2 separate regions of the Mus musculus genome follow, and region 2 is linked to region 1. A link is a loop called in an ENCODE intact Hi-C map of the cell type or tissue named here. Cell type or tissue: left cerebral cortex. All regions are shown on one strand.

Region 1 (8,000 bases):
TGCTGAATCTTAGAAGTTGTCATGTCTTCCTCTCACTCGAGTGCTCTTAGAAACAAAGCCTTTAGGATAGCAGGTCACAGCTGCAGTAGGTGGTGTGAAAATAGGATCTCTGGCTCCGATCGCACTTGCCCCTGACTCCTGGGTCAAAGATGCAACAGGTGGTGTGAATAGCATCTCTGGCTCCAATCGCACTCGCCCCTGACTCCTCCCATCTTACCAGAGGGAGTAAAGAGCAATGGAGAAGAACCAAGAGATCACAGAATGGAGACATAGGAAACGGGGGCATTCAAGGGACGAAACGGGAGAAGGCAGAGGCAAGGCCCTCCATGTTAAAAGGCTTTGAACTCAAGCCAGCAAACCATGGTCACACCTCCTTTCAGTCTTTCCTCCAGGGCTGCCGAGCAACAGGGAGAGCTGGAAATGAAGCTCCCACCTTCCCGCTGGTTCTGTGGGGCCGGCAGTGCCTCCCCACCCTATCTGCAAGGCCATAAATAATCGAGATGTATTACTTGGGGATTGCCATGGTAACATCTTCAGGTTACCAGGGATGTGAGATCCAAACAAAAGTATTCGATTAAATATTTCTGGCCACTAGAGGAATGCAGCCATGTAGCACTGGGATGCAGGGGAGGAGGGGCAGGCAGGTTCCTTGCCTCTTTGTCCTTCCCCCTCAGAGAGCTATAGTGCTGCTGGAGAGCTTTCTTCCTTCCTTCTTCCTTGTTCCCAAGCCCCTTCATATAGTCTAGAGATACAGGCCGTAGCTCTAATGTGAACCAGGATCTTAAAGTCAGCCCTAAAAGAGATGCTGCAGGCTTTCAATAAACACATCCTTTTCTAATTGGCTTAGGATTGAGTTGAGTCTCCAACTTCAAAAAGGCCTCCCATCCATCATCCGTCTTAAATGGAATCAGCAGCCCTGAAAGCCTGTCCTCGCACAAGCTCTCCGCCCCTGCCAACACCAGGAGCACCATGCAGACCTGCAATTATTGTCACAGGGAGAAGAAACAAGAGTGGGATTGATGTAGGCTGGGGTGACCCTCTGTACTGGTCCCTGGGGTTGGAGAAAGTTATTCTGTTGCCACAGTCCTCCCTGGGGACCCAGCCTGGGAATGAATCTGTCTCTACCTCTGGAGCCCCATAACCACTATAAATATGTTTCTAATAACCAAGAGGTGTTTGTTTAACATAAACTCTCTCTGCCCTCTAAGGTGGCCCCGGGAAAGTGCCGAGTGCAGCAGAGTTGAGGAGGTGTGATTTAAAGTCATGCAGGCAGGCCTCAGGGTGCCAGCCAGGAAGAGGATAAATCTCTCAGTAGCCAGGTCAGTCTCTTAGTGGCTCTGCCTGGAGGAGGTTAGAGTTAGAAGGGGCCATGGGCCCCTGAGTTCAAGCCTTCCTTTGCAGGGAAGGGGACCAATCGAGAGACAAAGAGAGCGACTTTGTGGTGTGGTTCCCAGGGCCAAGGAGACAACTGAGCACAGTAGCAGCCTTGCACTAGGACCTCATTTAATAGCTGGAACCCTGTAAAAAGCTGGGCGTAGCAGCTCACACTTGGAACTGCAGCTCTGGAGGCTCACCATCTAGCCAGCCTAGCCTAATTGACAGGCTCCAAGTCAATAAGAGACCCTATCCCCAAAACTAACAGAATGACTCAGAAGAATGACACCCACATGCAAGTACAAGTACACACAGACACATACACACAGACACACACAGACACAACACACACAGATACACACAGACACAGACACAGACACACACACACACACACACACACACACACACACACACACACACACGCATGCATGCCATGATTTCCTGACCCTTTATTTCTTTTCAGATCTATATCCCTGGCTTCCATCTGGATGCCTGAACACAGCTTTAGAACTTGGCAGAAGGGGGCAGTTGGGAGCAGGGACATTCAGCCTCCAGGCCATCTAAGGACAGATCTCAGACTAGCTAGTCTGCTGCTGCCTTGAACCTGTCCTGTGTGTCAGGTTGTAGGCACAGCCTTTGCCTGTTATCCCCAGCAGACCAATGTATGTTCCTGGTGCTGGCTGGGCCATAGAGATGATTTATTAGTGGTCTCTTCACAAAGCAAAGCTACCCTTCACGGAGGCCATTGCACCATCCAAGCGCAGTACACAGAAGTGAGCTTTGAGAGGAGACTCCCAACCAGGAAAAATAGAGAGAGAGGGGCTGGCCAAGAGACAGATCATGGCTACCTACCCAGCCACCTGCTCCTTCCCACCTAGCCTGAAGTTAGTTAGAATCTCATACATTGTTGATGAAACATTTGTCCTGGGCTCAAGGTGAGCCAGGGAATCAACAGATACATATATAAATAATTCTAAGCAGTGCCAAGTGCAGGGGCCAGGAATGAGGGCTGTAGGGTTATTTATGTTGGGGTAGTTGTATATTGCATTGGCCTGCACTCCGGTGACCCCCACTCTCCAGCAGCTCTCTCTCCTGATGCTGCTTTGATGAGAGTTTATATAACCAGCACCCTCGTTTGTGAGTCTATTTACAACCCAGGCATTGGTGCTTTGCGTGAGAGAGAGATGGCCCATCCCCAGATTAGTTAAATTGGAAATAAATTGGTTGTTAAATAAAAGTCCTCTGTGGGATGTGACAGTGATGGATGAGGGATGGATGCACCGGAGGGAGGGAGTGGTAGATTTCTGGATGGAAACTGTGGAGCCGAACTGAACCCACCAAGAGTTTGGGAGGGAGCCTGGGTGGTTTGAGGTCAGAGAGCAGAGAATAGTGGAGCAGGCGCAAACATCAGCATCCATGCTTAGAAGAAAATCGAGGCCAAGGTTGTGAGCCTCGCATCCTCTAGAGCAGTTTGTTTTCTTATGGCTTTCAGAAACACTGGCATGTTTGATTTTATACCTTTATGACACATTTTTCTTTCTTCTACAGATGAGGAAACTGTAGCAGACTGACTGACTTCCCAGCCGTCATTATCAAGTGAGAAACAAACCCAGAAGGCTGGTAAAGTACCTGCCTGACAACAGGAGATTTTGTCTATAGAAAGGCTGGGGTGGCCTGTGCTTTTCATCCCAGCACTGGGAGGCAGAGACAGGTGGATCCCTGGGGCTTGACGGTTAGCCAGCCTAGCCTACTTGACAAGTTCTGGGCCAAAATTAGAGACCATATCTTAAGAAGAGGGAGAGGGAGAGAGAGAGAGAGAGAGAGAGAGAGAGAGAGAGAGAGAGAGAGAGAGAGAGAGAGAAGGAGGGAGGGAGGGAGAGAGAGAGAGAGAGAGAGAGAGAGAGAGAGAGAGAGAGAGAGAGAGAGAGAGAGAGAAGGAGGGAGGGAGGGAGAGAGAGAGAGAGAGAGAGAGAGAGAGAGAGAGAGAGAAGACAAAATATACCCGAGGAGTATATCCTAGGTTTTCTTCTGGCTTGCACATGCACCCACACAGACCTGGGTACTCATGCACATGTAAGCACACATACATGCACATGTAAGCACACATACATGCACATGTAAGCACAGTTTTCCAAGACACAAAGATATCCAAATGTGACTTAGCCATCACCACTTCCTAGTCTTACAGGGTAGGCAAAAGTCAATCTCAACCATCATGTAGTCTGCGGTTTGCATGTGGTTTTAAAATTTCCTTCCAAAGACTCACCTATTATGATGGTGAGACCTTTAAGAGGTGGGTCCTTATAGGAATACTTTAGTCACCGGGACCCCAGAAGGGGATACTGGTGTCCCGTTTGCCAGACAGAATGCATTATAGAAGCCTTTCTTTGACCCCAAGCCATACTCTGCTTTCTTGTCTGGTGATTTGATCTCTTTCTCTTGCAAATGCTCTGCCGTTGATTACAAGACCCAACCAGAGCCAGCGGCATGCTGATTGGACTTTTAGCCTTTGAGATATGGACCAGATAAACCTTGTTTCCTTCAAAGGCGCCTGTGCCTGGTATTTTGTTACAGTAACAGAAACCTGACTGAAACAAGGCAGTTACAGACTGCTAGAGTAGGACAGAGAGCCAGGGCTCCAGGCTTCTAAGCCACTTATGTCTTTTTTCTTGCCTTTACTTCTTTCACATCTGAACAGTGAACACCCTCTCTCCATCCTCCTCCCCAAATAAAACCCACTGTCAAGGACAGAGAAACAGATGGCAACTTAAATTGTGGCTGCATCTCTTTCCTGGAATGTTTGGGTCCCACTAGGCACCAGAGCTTAGGATCTATACAATCTGTAAAAGAGAGTCTGTTCTGTGACTAACTCTTCCTGCTTCTCTTTATTTTCCTTGATGTCACAGGCTCACTTCTTGAACCAGAATGGATAACACAGATGCCACAGATGAGGGAGATGGGAAAGAATCTGTCAATGCAGATGTTGAGGCAAAGAAGGGGGCACGGCATATCATTCACAAGTACCCATTAGACACATGGGAAAAGTGAGGTCTTAGTGGTAGGGTTGTTAGTTATAGGGAAGAAAGATCTCCCTGCCCTCACATTGTGGAGGATGCAGTGGAGCACACCACTCTGCTCTTGGCCTGTGATACCAAGTCCTCCTTTCCTTGATACCCCACTTCACTCAGACAGGTGCCCGGGTGGCCAATGCCAACCAAGATTAAATATGAATTCAGGGGTGTGGGAGAGTTGGGGATGCGTGCAGTAGGTAGAATGCTGTTCTGGCATGGGAGAAGCTATACGTTTAATCCCCAGCTCTGTGTAAATGGGGTGTAGTGACACATGCATCTCAGCATGCAGAAGATAGAGGCAAGAGGTTATCCTCAGGTACATAGTAAGTCTGAGGCTAGCCCATAATACCTGAGACCATCACAAAATAAAGTAAGTGGGACAAAACGCTAGCAGCTAGATGCTGCTGTACATAGATGCCCCCCCTTCCCTGGATTACATAGGAATGGAGCCCAGGGATATGTGCCTTACCTGGATCCTGATACGGCAGCATGGGATGCACTAGAGATCATTGTGGCATCCTCACAGGAGGAACGACTCCTAGATATTCTGGTCATCCTCGGCAGTCAGCACTCTGTTGGTTCTGCTAGAAGGAAGCATCACCGAGCCAGAAGTAATGTGGAATCTTGACCTCCCACCTGAGCAGCTGCGGGTGGGTAGGCTAGCCCTCCTTTTCTTCCCCCTATTCTTCCTCACATCGTCATCAGAGATAGCCTGGGGGTGGGGAGATGTTCTTCAGGGGAATTAAAGTCTCTTTCTTGAAAGGTAACAAATTCATCACTAATTATGTTATTATTTTATTATGCAGCCATAATGAAATAAAATCCAAACCACTCAAAGCCTATAAGGAAGGTTGTAGCCAAGACTTATCCAATTTAATAAATCCTCTCCATCCCACAATTATTTCCTTGATTCTTCTCAATGCAAGTCTTCAGGAGGGTGGAGGAATGGTCTCTCCCTGGCTATGGCATGGGAGGGGGACAAGGATATAAGGAGAGAGGTGAACTTATTCCCACCAACATGCCCTGTCCAGTCAGGTGTTGTCAGATGTCATTCACTTGCCTTCCTAAGATGGGGATATGAGGCGATGAGGACAGACTAAGTCCCGCCCTTTTAATTGAACTCTGACCCCAGGCTTCCATTAGCAATACCCATCTACAACCTGTGACCTGCTGCTGCTACAGCTTGTACTCCCTTCTGTCAGCCTCTCATCCTTCAGTTACAAGCCTCACTTCCCATAGGGTCAGACAATACAGTGAGGATGTGTTGCCTTTTCAAAAATCACAGCAATGTATTTCCTTCTGGGTGCTGAGGATGTGAGCTTCAGACAAGTGCTCTACCTAAGCTCTGTACCGGTGAGCTGAAGCCTCAGCTCCAGGGTCTAGCTTTTGGATCAGACAGGCCTGAGTTCCAACGTTAGCTTAAACAAACACCAGGTTCTGTTCCATGTATTCTGAGTCGGTGATGTCTTTGTCTATGAGTTGGAGATACCCATCCCTGTTTATCAGGGATGTTGTGTGGATTGAAGGAGATAGTGGACATATGGATGCACATGATGCTTGTCATAGCCAGTCTCTCCTTCCACGCCTCCTACCCACCTAAATCTTAAAACCTTATGATGGACGCCTGAAAGAGGCATTCAGAGGCATACAGAATGCTGGAGGAGACAACTGGGTCAGTGGAGGCTTTCTTGGTGTTCTCGAACATTCTCACTTTTCTCTCTCTATTCCTGTCTTGTGATGGTGTCTTACAGTGGGCTTCAGATCTGGAACAGGGTGGGTGAACTGAGACGAGGGATCAGGAAAATCCTGGCAAGTCTTGTTTCTCTGTTCTAGTGGAAGGCCTAGGCCAGGAAGAACTCTGCCCACCTACTCCATTACCACCGCCATGGAGACTGTAGATGGAGTTCCTTAGCATCCCGACTAGGGCAAAGCAAGTTGGCTCTTCTTATACAGGACAGTGGGCTCACCTGACTGTTGTACCCCCTATATCCTTGCTAATGCAGGGTGTGGTTCCAAACGAGGCTGTTTCTGTCCAGCTGGCAGCCTCCCCAAATCCTCAAATCCATGACTCTCTCTCTCCTCAGGTGTTGATATCGGCCTGACAGGTACCACATATCTAGGCACTGCCTTCGTGCTGTGGACTGTCTAGGCACCCTGGGTTTTGAAGTCAGGTGCTGTTAGACGGTTGAATCTGGGATTCTCTGGTTGGATTGCAGTAATACAAACTCCTCAGTCCTCAGTTTATCTACAACTAGAATGGGACATGCAATTAGAAAATGCTTATTACCTCAAGGGGTTGTTGTGGGGAAGATGTAAAGAGTTTTGTGAACTAGGCAGTGGGAGGGGTCTAGTACTGCTTGAGCATCTGTCATTTGTCCATCACTGTGTGAACCTCTTAACGTAGACTTTTTCCTTGGGTTCTAAGCATTATGTAGTCAGTCTAGAGAAATGAGGTCAATGGTGTAACATCTATTTACCGTTGTCAGGTAGGACCCTGGATGACATTGCTGTATTGCTGTTCTTACTGATTCACTGAGTGTGTGAAGTTTTGTGTGTATGTCCCTGGGTGTGTGGGTGTGTGCACAAATGTGCATGTGTGAGCATGTATTTGGTTTGTCTTACTGTGTGTCTTGGGCTGGCCTTGAACTTTCAACTCTCTTTGGCCTGAGCATGTGTCCTTTATTGAGCTCCGTATTAGTCAAGAGAACAGAATAAACAGTTCACATGTATGTGTGAAACAGGAAGATCATGTGGTTAGGAACACCAGGAAGTTTCATGAACTGCCATCTGCATGCTGGAGGAGCAGGAAGGTGGATGGCTAAGTCAGTTTGAGCCTAAAGATCCGAGAGAGTCATGAGTGCTGGTGTCACAGGGTAGGTGATAGATGCTCTCAGCTGGAGAAGTGAATTCCCATCCTTCTTTCTTCTATTCAAGGTCCCAAGGATTGTGAGGGTGATCTCCACTCAGTCCACTGATAATCTTCTATGGAATGGAACCTCACAGACACACTCCAAAATACTGCTAAATGAGCAACCCCAGTTCATCGCCACAACTGCTTCCTTGTGGGAGTCTGCAGGGGGCACTAGAGAGATGAATGAGTGACAGGGTCTTCTTTGACCTTGGCAAGCTGATACTCTACTTGTGACAAGGACACAGGAAGAGTCAGTCTGCATTACACAGGAAGATCATGACAGAGATGGGCATCAAGAACAGCGTGTGAGTCCTTAGAACAGAGGGGGCACTAGTTAGATGTTACAGAAGGAGGGCTGCAGTGTGAGTCTTTAGAGGCCTGGCGGCTTGAGTTAGATGTTACAGAGTGAGTAGGATTTGAAGAAAGTGAAGGTGGGTTGGCAATCCTGGTAGGGATTCGGACTATCTGGAGAGAGTCCTAAGAATATTCTGGGGGAGAGAAGTGGCTGTTGAAAATTTGCCCTTGATTATTTTCCCCATGTTTTTTGCAGAGGAGAGGCTGTTGCTTACACAAACCAATTTAGCTGTAACAGCTCAAACGAGCACCCATACGGTATTGGCTTCCTGACTTCTTGTAACCGTCTT
Region 2 (8,000 bases), 220 kb before region 1:
GCTGCTGGGCTACTTCCCCCAAACGGCCCCTGGCCCCAGTCTGTTCCAGAGCCCGGCTCAAGCCTGGTCCCTAGGGGAAGACTGGTTTCTCTCATTGGCCATTGTCACTTTGCCATTCTTGTGTGTGTGTTCAGCTCAGTTTCCATATCAGTCCACAAATGTTAGAAGTTACACGCGTTATTGTTCCCACAAGCCCTCTCCCTCAGGGCCCACCTGTCATCACCCACTGGGGGCACCAACAAATGTAAAGTGTCAGGGGGCTGGGGCTGGCGGCTTCAGGAACGCACCCAGAGGGTCTCAGGCAAGGATCTCAGCTTGGCTGCCGCCCACCCTGACCATCTCTTCTGTGTCCCTTTGCCCAGTGCTGGCCCCTGCCCCTCCTCACCTCAGCCCTGCCACCTGAGGCAGCTCCTCCTCTGTTCCTGCTTTGTCAAGACTCCCCGCTCTTTCTTCCTTAAATTGATTCTCAGTAAAAACCTCTCTCTCTATTCTGACTCCTGGGCTTCTTTAGGTTTTCCTGGAATCTTTTGTCTCGTTCCCCTCCCCAGCTCATCTAAACCACTCTCTTGGGTCTGTCTGTCACCCACCCCTCCTGGTAGAGGGACTTGTTGCCAGGCGGTAGCCCTCTTCCTTCCAGTCGCCCCTCACCCATCTGCCTGGCTCTGTCTCCAAGGTTACTGCTGCCTCTGCCTCCTTTCTTGCCTCCCTTCCTCTTTCCTCAGCCATTGCTGAGGGTGGGTGAGGGAGGGTGGAAGGACTGCGGGCTGTCTGGAGAGACAGAGCCTTACCCCTTCTCCTTGCTTCCGTGATCTTCCCTCTCTCTAAGGCTCCTTTCTCCCCGCCTTGGACTGTAAACTGTCCTATAGCCCCCATCTCTTTGTCTCTCTCATCCCCCCCCCCCACCTCCGCGGATCTCCCCGCCCCCTGTCCCAGCGTCTGCTTCCTCTTTCTTTTCCCTCCACACCTCTCTTGCTTTTACCTCTCCGATTTCTCTGGGCTAGCCTTGTATCTTTTTCTCTTTGTAATCTTCCAGTTAGAATTCATGTTTCTCCTTCAGGAAGCAGAGACAAAGATTCTGTCTTAGGTTTCCCGGCCCCGCCCTTCTCAGCAAGCTCGCTCTTTAGGGTTTGGTGCTAGCAGGCTTTTTGTAGCCTAGCAACAAGTACTAAGTTCAGAGTCCAAAGCAAGGACCAGAGCAAGCTCAGTTCTGGTCGGGCATGAGTGAACATGAGGTGCTGGAGGGAAGAGAGAGCAGGACCCCAGGCTAGCTTGTGTACCCCACTTCCCAAAGGCACCAGATATAAGGATGTCCCGAGAAGCCGAGAAGCCCGGCAAAAGCCGAGGTGAGGGCAGAGATGAGCTGCCATGGATCAGCTGTCTGTTGGCAGAACTTTTCTGTAGCTGCCCCTGCCTGTGATCTACAGGTGCCCCTGCCGGTGTCACACCAGTCAGTGCGTCCCAGGACCCCGGTACAGGACTTGGCATACGGCAGGTACACTGTGGGTGTGTTTCCATTCTGTCTGTGCTTGGAGGGAGGTGCACAGGGCTTTTGGACTCCTTGACAGATAGCATTTGGTAATATCTGTAACAAAAAGCTTCTTCTAGGAACCTTTTGAGGGACTTTTCCAGACAAATTATTAATATTTTTCGTTCAGGAATTATTTAGCTATTCCCTCTGCTGAAAAAAAAATCACTTTTCTTTTAGTCATTGATGTCTGTACTTAGACACAGTAGGTGGATTCCGTTGTTCAGTGTGGTCATTACAGCTTAATGCAGCCGTTCTCAACCTGCAGGTCGCAACCCCTTCAGCGAACCTCTATCTCCAAAAATATTTACATTATGGTTCATAACAGAAGCAAAATTACAGCTATGAAGTAGCAACAAGAATAATTTTTATGGCTGGGGGTCACCTCAACACGAGGAACTGTATTAAAGGGTTGCAGTGTTAGGAAAAGTGAGAACCATTGGCTTAATGCATCTTTATGTTTCTAGAGTAACAGAGATGTTCCAGAGGTCTCTAAAAATGAGACCTTGTACTCATTTGGGCCTCCTTGCCCTCTTGCTTTGGCTTTACTATTTCTAGAGTTTTCTCTCTGTGTGTCTCTAGATTAAACACCTGGGAGACTGAGCTGTTACGATGGCATTCAAGGTCTCCTGGAGACAGGGACAAGGGGACTTCAGGATATGTTTCTCGCCCATCCAGGCCTGATGACCCCAGTGAGTCCCTTCTGGTTGCTAGAGCGGGATCTGCCTAGCTTCTGTCCCATTCTCAGGTGGAGACAAGGAACCAGAACCAGGGGTTGGCATAGCTCAGAAAACTGGACAGAGAGGAGGGTGGTCCATGCTGTTTTGTTGATCTCAGTTCCCTTACAAGTACCCGATCACACATCTGCACTGCATCAGCTCTGGGCCATCCCTCAACCCCTCATGCTACCTGCCTTCTCATCATAGTGGTCATTTCTCTTTCCTTTCCTTTCTTTTTCCTTTCCTCCCCGCCTCTCTCTTTCTTCAGGGTTTCGTGTAGCCCAGGCTGGCCTTGACCTTACTATGTAGTCAAGGATGACCTCAAACTTCTGATACCCTCTCCTCCACCTCCCAAGTGCTGGGATTGCAGGGGTGTGCCGCCATGTCTGGTTATGCAATGCTTGGGGTTGAACCCTGTGCATGCTGGGTGAGCACGTCTCCAGCTTATAGCACTGCCCTTTAAAAAGGGATGCGGGCCTCACACTCTCCAGGGAGCACTCCCCAAGTCATTCATTCACTTATACAACATGTGTTCACGGACAAGTTTCCTGCGTGCGACCACAGACACTGAGACCACCTTAGCACATAGGACTGTGAACTTCCTGCAACACTTAATGTGGGAGACAGATTGCAAGCAGAAAACCAGGTGCTGTGGGTGACAGTTCCAGTCAGAGTCAGGGAGAACCCTGCTGTTCTTTCAAGAGAGGCCCCTTCTTCATGGGAAGTTCTAGTTCATTTTGGCCACCAGCTACTGCTGCCACGTTGGAGATGTCTCTGAGCCAATTCTCCTCATCTGGGCAAGAACGCGTCCCTTTCTATTCTAAGATGATTATGTCTCCATTTAAAAGCAAATTTGCCTTCAGACAGATTTACAAACAGAAATTATATTTCCAGATGGGCATTGTAGAAATGTAGGGAATTTTAATTAAGCTTAAAGAAAAGCAAGAGGTAGGGGAAGAGATGGCTCAGTCAGTAAAGTGCAAGCCTGAGGACGCGAGTTCAGATCTCCACACCCACACAAAAGCCAGCTACAGGAGTACAGTCATAAGGAAGTGGAGACAGGAGGATTGCTGGGACTCAATGGCTGCCCAGTCTAGCTAAGCATAACAACTCCAGAGTTAGTGAGAGACAATGTCTCAGAAAAGCAAAGTGGAGAGTGATTAAAGAAGTCTTCAGATTTGACCTCTGACCTGTACACACATGTACACAGACACATGTACATACACATACATATACACATGTACACATATCTACACATATACATATAAATACACATTCAGAGACACACATATGCACACAAAGTGTCCACATATGTACACACATGTACACACATATACATGTATACACACATAATGCACATACTTCACACACTACATGCATACCATGTACACATGCCACATACACATGTAATACACATACACAACACACACCAAACACACACATTAAACACACCATACACATTCTCATAAACACACATATGTACATACACACATTCACACATACACATGTACACACATATTTATACATACAACACACAATACATACCATACACACACACACACAAATATCACACACAAAATACACATATAACAAACAACACATACTATACAAACCACACATACACACACATACCACACACATCACACACACACACACACACACACACACACACACACACACACACCCATCACTCCCACGTCCACTTTTCAGGGGCAGCACGGGCCTGAGCTGGTAAAAGCCTGTGATTCCCTCTCGACTCACCTTCCTGTCTCTGCCCTGTGCTTGGCTCACTGCCCACCCAGGGAACCTCAGAACCCTGGAACTTTGGGACCATGCCATCTCCAAAGGCCAAGGGGCCCTCTGTGGGTCCTTGCGCGCGACTGGTGTCTTAGGGATGCCTTCTGTGACCACTGAGTGTCCCTCTCCCGGGGGAACTCATAGGACAGGTGCACCGGGAAGAAGGCAGGCTGCAGGTACCTGGTAGGACCCTAGGACCGGCGCTGGGACCCGGCTGCCCCGCCTGGCAGCTGGGAAGCAATTCCGTGAGGGGCCGATAGATGGCGGCACTACACCGCTCCCAGCCCGCACTGCAGACACCGGCAGGACCAGGGCCGGCAGGTGGACAGGTGTGTGTGCTGGGCCCAGGAAGGGTTTGCCCTTTTTTATTCAAAGCTCTGGAGGTGGGCGCTATGGCTTTGGCCTGGTTCCATTGAACATGTGGCTCTTGAGGCCGCCATACAGAGCGACAGGTAAAATCGCTGCACACTGACAAGAGTTCAGCCCAGACTGGAGTTCCCACACTGCCCCCTAAACCTCCAGGGTTATTTGCTGTATCAGAGCAGAGCAAAGCAGGAGCGGGCCCAGAGACCCTAGCTAATCCTGTGGGGGAAGGACAGAGGCAGAAGGGACAGAGAAGGCTATGACACGTGGCTCCGTTCTCTCTGCCTACCTGCCAGGTCTAGCTCTACCACTTACTGGCTGGGTTACCTTTGGGTAAATTACTCAGCCTCTCTGAGTTTTCCCATCTCTAAACAGAGAGCAATGACGATAATGGCAGGTTTGATTGTTTCTCTTTTAATGATAGCCCTGAGCCCACCTCCTTGGACTAAGCCAAGAAGAAGTATTTCTTAGTTCTTACTTCTCAGCATTCCCTGGCTCTCATCATCTGCATGTTTGCCGTTTGTTTTAGACAGAGTCATGTAGACCAGACTAGTTTTGAACGCACTTGTAACCAAAGATGACCTTGAACCCTTTCTTCCTGTCTCTATCCACGCCCACCGCCCCGCCCCGCCCTGCCCCTGCCTTGCAACTGCTAAGATTATAGGTGTGCTGGAATCATACCCAGAGGTGCTGGGATTATACCTAGGGTCTCATGCATTCTAGGCATGCGCTCTATCGTCTCAGCCCCAGCCCTAGCCCCCGCCACAGCCTTTTTCTGAGGGTGGGGGTGGGTGAGGCGGGGCTGGTGTAGGCACACACTCCAGTGAGGCATCCACTCTTATTAATGAACAAAGTGGGGCTGCGGAGATGAAACACATCACTTACGGGCCACACTGTCACAGGCTGGGATCCAAACAGGTGTCCAACCCTGGACAGCAGGCACCTGTCAGGCCCCCTGCTTGCTTTTGTTTAGCTGCTTGAGCCCTTCCCTGTGGCTCCCACCCCAGCGGCACTGTCTGGGTGATTTGGGTGCTTTGGTGATGTTGTTTGGCTTCTGAGCATGTGGGGCAAAGGGCAGGCCAGCCTCAGCTGCCCTGGGGTGGGTGTCCTCCGCACTGGGCAGGAGAGGAAGGAGGCTGATGTCAACTCCAATGGTGGCCCCTCCCCTCCAGGGCTGACTTGTTAGGCCAAAGGCGCTGGCACCCTAACAGCGCCTGTCAGACGCCAATGAGTTGATGAGGTAGAAACTGGTTATTAAGTGTAATAACAGTGGTTTGGTTTTTCCGCGGTTCTGCCCATAAGTGCCTAAGTGACAGCTGGCTTGTGCCACCATGCTGCCTTTTAAGTGGCCCGAAGATGGGGCATTGGGAGCAGGTGGAACTCTTCTAAGGGAGCCTGGAGGGGCATCTGAGCTTCTTCTGGGGGGCTTTTCTGGTCTCAGTGGGACAGCAAGTCTGACTCTCGAGACCTGGTCAAGACTGGATGAAATGTGGGGATTTGGAACTTAAAACTATGCTACAATGTGTCCCAAGACCTTCTAAGGCCCACTTTGCCCTGTAGCCTGTTCCCAGGGCTTAGGTGGGAACTCTAGAAATTTGGGGGTGGGGTGGGGGAGACCTGTACTTTTTGGGTTCCATTGTTTGTGATCCCAGGGCTACTTTTTAAGGAAATCCCCACTCCCCCCACCCCCCGGCTTCTCCATACAGAGCTAAATTTATCTGGTTCATTAAGAATATAACATTGTTGCATCACAGGTAGAGACATATTGTCAGATGATGAAATGTGTTATACACAGTAGACTCTTAGAGGACCCTGTCATCTGCCACCGTGGCAGTGAGCCTGGAAGACAGTAGACTGAACTAAGTCCCAAGACAAGGGCTGCATGATTTCAGCAGTGTGTGTTTGTGTGCATGTGTACACACATGTGTATGCATCCATATCCATTTCCATGTGTGTGTGTGTGTGTGCATGAGTGTGTGCACTCAAGCGTATGTGACCTTGGAGATGGAACCCAGAGCCTCGCCCTCTACACTCCTGCTTTCCATGAGATGCTTAAAAAGTCAAACTAACAGAAGCCGAGAGTGCTCTTGGTGGTATCAGGGTTGGAGCAAGTTACCAGGGGTTGAGGGGGAGGGAATGGTGAAGGCCACTCAGTGAGAAGACGGGTTTTGAATATGTTCTAGAGATGACTGTTCAACAGTTCTGAATGCTAACAGTGGCCACTGCAAACTTTGTAAGAGGGCAGCCCTCATTTCAATGTTCTTATCATAGACACAGTGTAAGCAAAGTGCTCTCTCTCTCTTTCCCCCTCCCTCGTCCTCCCCTTCCCCCTCCCACTTCGCCTCCTCCTCTCCCCTTCTCCCTCCCCTTCCCCTCTCTCTCATCCTACCCCTCTCCCCGTCTGTGTGTGTGTGTTGGATCTGATTTTGGGGTAGTCTCACGGGAGTTCGCATATGGCCGAGCTCATCCGACTGTACCGTTAAATATGTGCAGTTTTTTTGCATATCAATTATACCTCGATAAAGCTGTTAAAACAAAGAAACTCACTGCAAGACATTCTGTTTGGCCCACGCAGCGCTTTACATTTAAATGCCAGCATTTAAAGTTCTAGAATTTCCAACCGAGATCCACACGTCTGGCCTTTCATCAAACAGTGGTAAGAACTGATAACTCAAGCATGCTCGTGTGCTAGCTGCTGGCTGCGGTAAAGCCCCTGCTGCAGAGTTAATGTCTTCAGCTTGCTTTGGTCCCCATCATCCCCACTGTCCCTGTCACAGAGGCCACTTGAGACACTCAAGCTGCCCAAGTCACCTGGTTCCTGCCTTTTCCTGCCCCAGGAGTCTATTGAGGGTCTGCTCCATGTGTGGTGACATGATATTTCAGTTGGAAATTATGGCAAAAAGGCAGAGAGTTCCAGAACAGAGACCCCAGACTAGATGTGCCGAGACTGGATCCTTTGCTAGCCTTGTTTCCAGCTTTGGATGTTAGATTTAGATGCTAGGAGTCTGGGACCACAATCTTTCAAGGCAACCCCTCCGGTGATGCTCAGTCTGGAAGGGGGTTGTCCCCTCCCTGATCTCATCAGATCTCAGTCTGAGTCCATAAATAACATAGGCTGTTCTGTGTATATGTGTATGTATCTTGCATACATGTGTAAGAATAGGCGTGAGTGTATACATATATAAATATGTGTGTATATATGGCCAATTATGTCATCACCAGCCATATTTGCTCTCTGTCTTAGTTTCTTTATCTGAAAAAAAACAGGCCATTGGGCTGTGGAAAGTTTTGAGTTTGAGGTAGTTAGGCCACCTGCAGGGGAAATGACAGGGACAAGCCACATGACTCCCTGAGCCAACTCTTCTTGAGAACTTTCTTGGGAACCAGAAAACACCATACAAATGAACAATTAGTGCTATCAGCTCTTTGCGTCTAAACGGCAAAGGACTTCCCCCTCCCTGTGCTAAGGGGATGGCAGGAGAATGGAGTGGAGTGTTGTGCATGGCAGTGCCTTGGATGGGGCTTGTTCCTGCTGCAAGGAACTCTTGCAGTGTGATTATTAACATAGCTTCCCCGAATGGTCTTGGCCGGAAGCC

The links. Hi-C counts contacts between places; a loop is a spot of excess contacts. Peaks named below come from ENCODE experiments on the same cell type or tissue, not always from the same donor. Only the 100,000 strongest peaks of a DNase experiment are listed, where the experiment ranks them.
Region 2: it touches region 1 in a loop (2.1-fold over the local background); 8 of 42 quality-filtered maps call a loop at or near these places.

What each region holds. Positions count from the first base shown.
Region 1 is chr9:46,609,755-46,617,754 of GRCm38, forward strand. Gm31557 (a long non-coding RNA gene) reads left to right here. Exons shown (of 6, transcript XR_870708.2): 1 at 1-1,021; 2 at 1,209-1,319; 3 at 2,923-2,970. Among named protein-coding and RNA genes, the nearest start is that of Gm31557, 6.2 kb to the left of the region's middle. In left cerebral cortex, no CTCF peak of the experiment used is centred here; a DNase peak (open chromatin) is centred at 4,153.
Region 2 is chr9:46,388,790-46,396,789 of GRCm38, forward strand. Gm31432 (a long non-coding RNA gene) reads left to right here and starts at 673. Exons shown (of 4, transcript XR_379351.4): 1 at 673-1,492. In left cerebral cortex, a CTCF peak has its summit at 4,291 (motif pointing right); DNase peaks (open chromatin) are centred at 650, 1,132, 4,314, 6,683 and 1 more place; H3K4me3 peaks cover 2,172 bases; H3K27ac peaks cover 1,804 bases.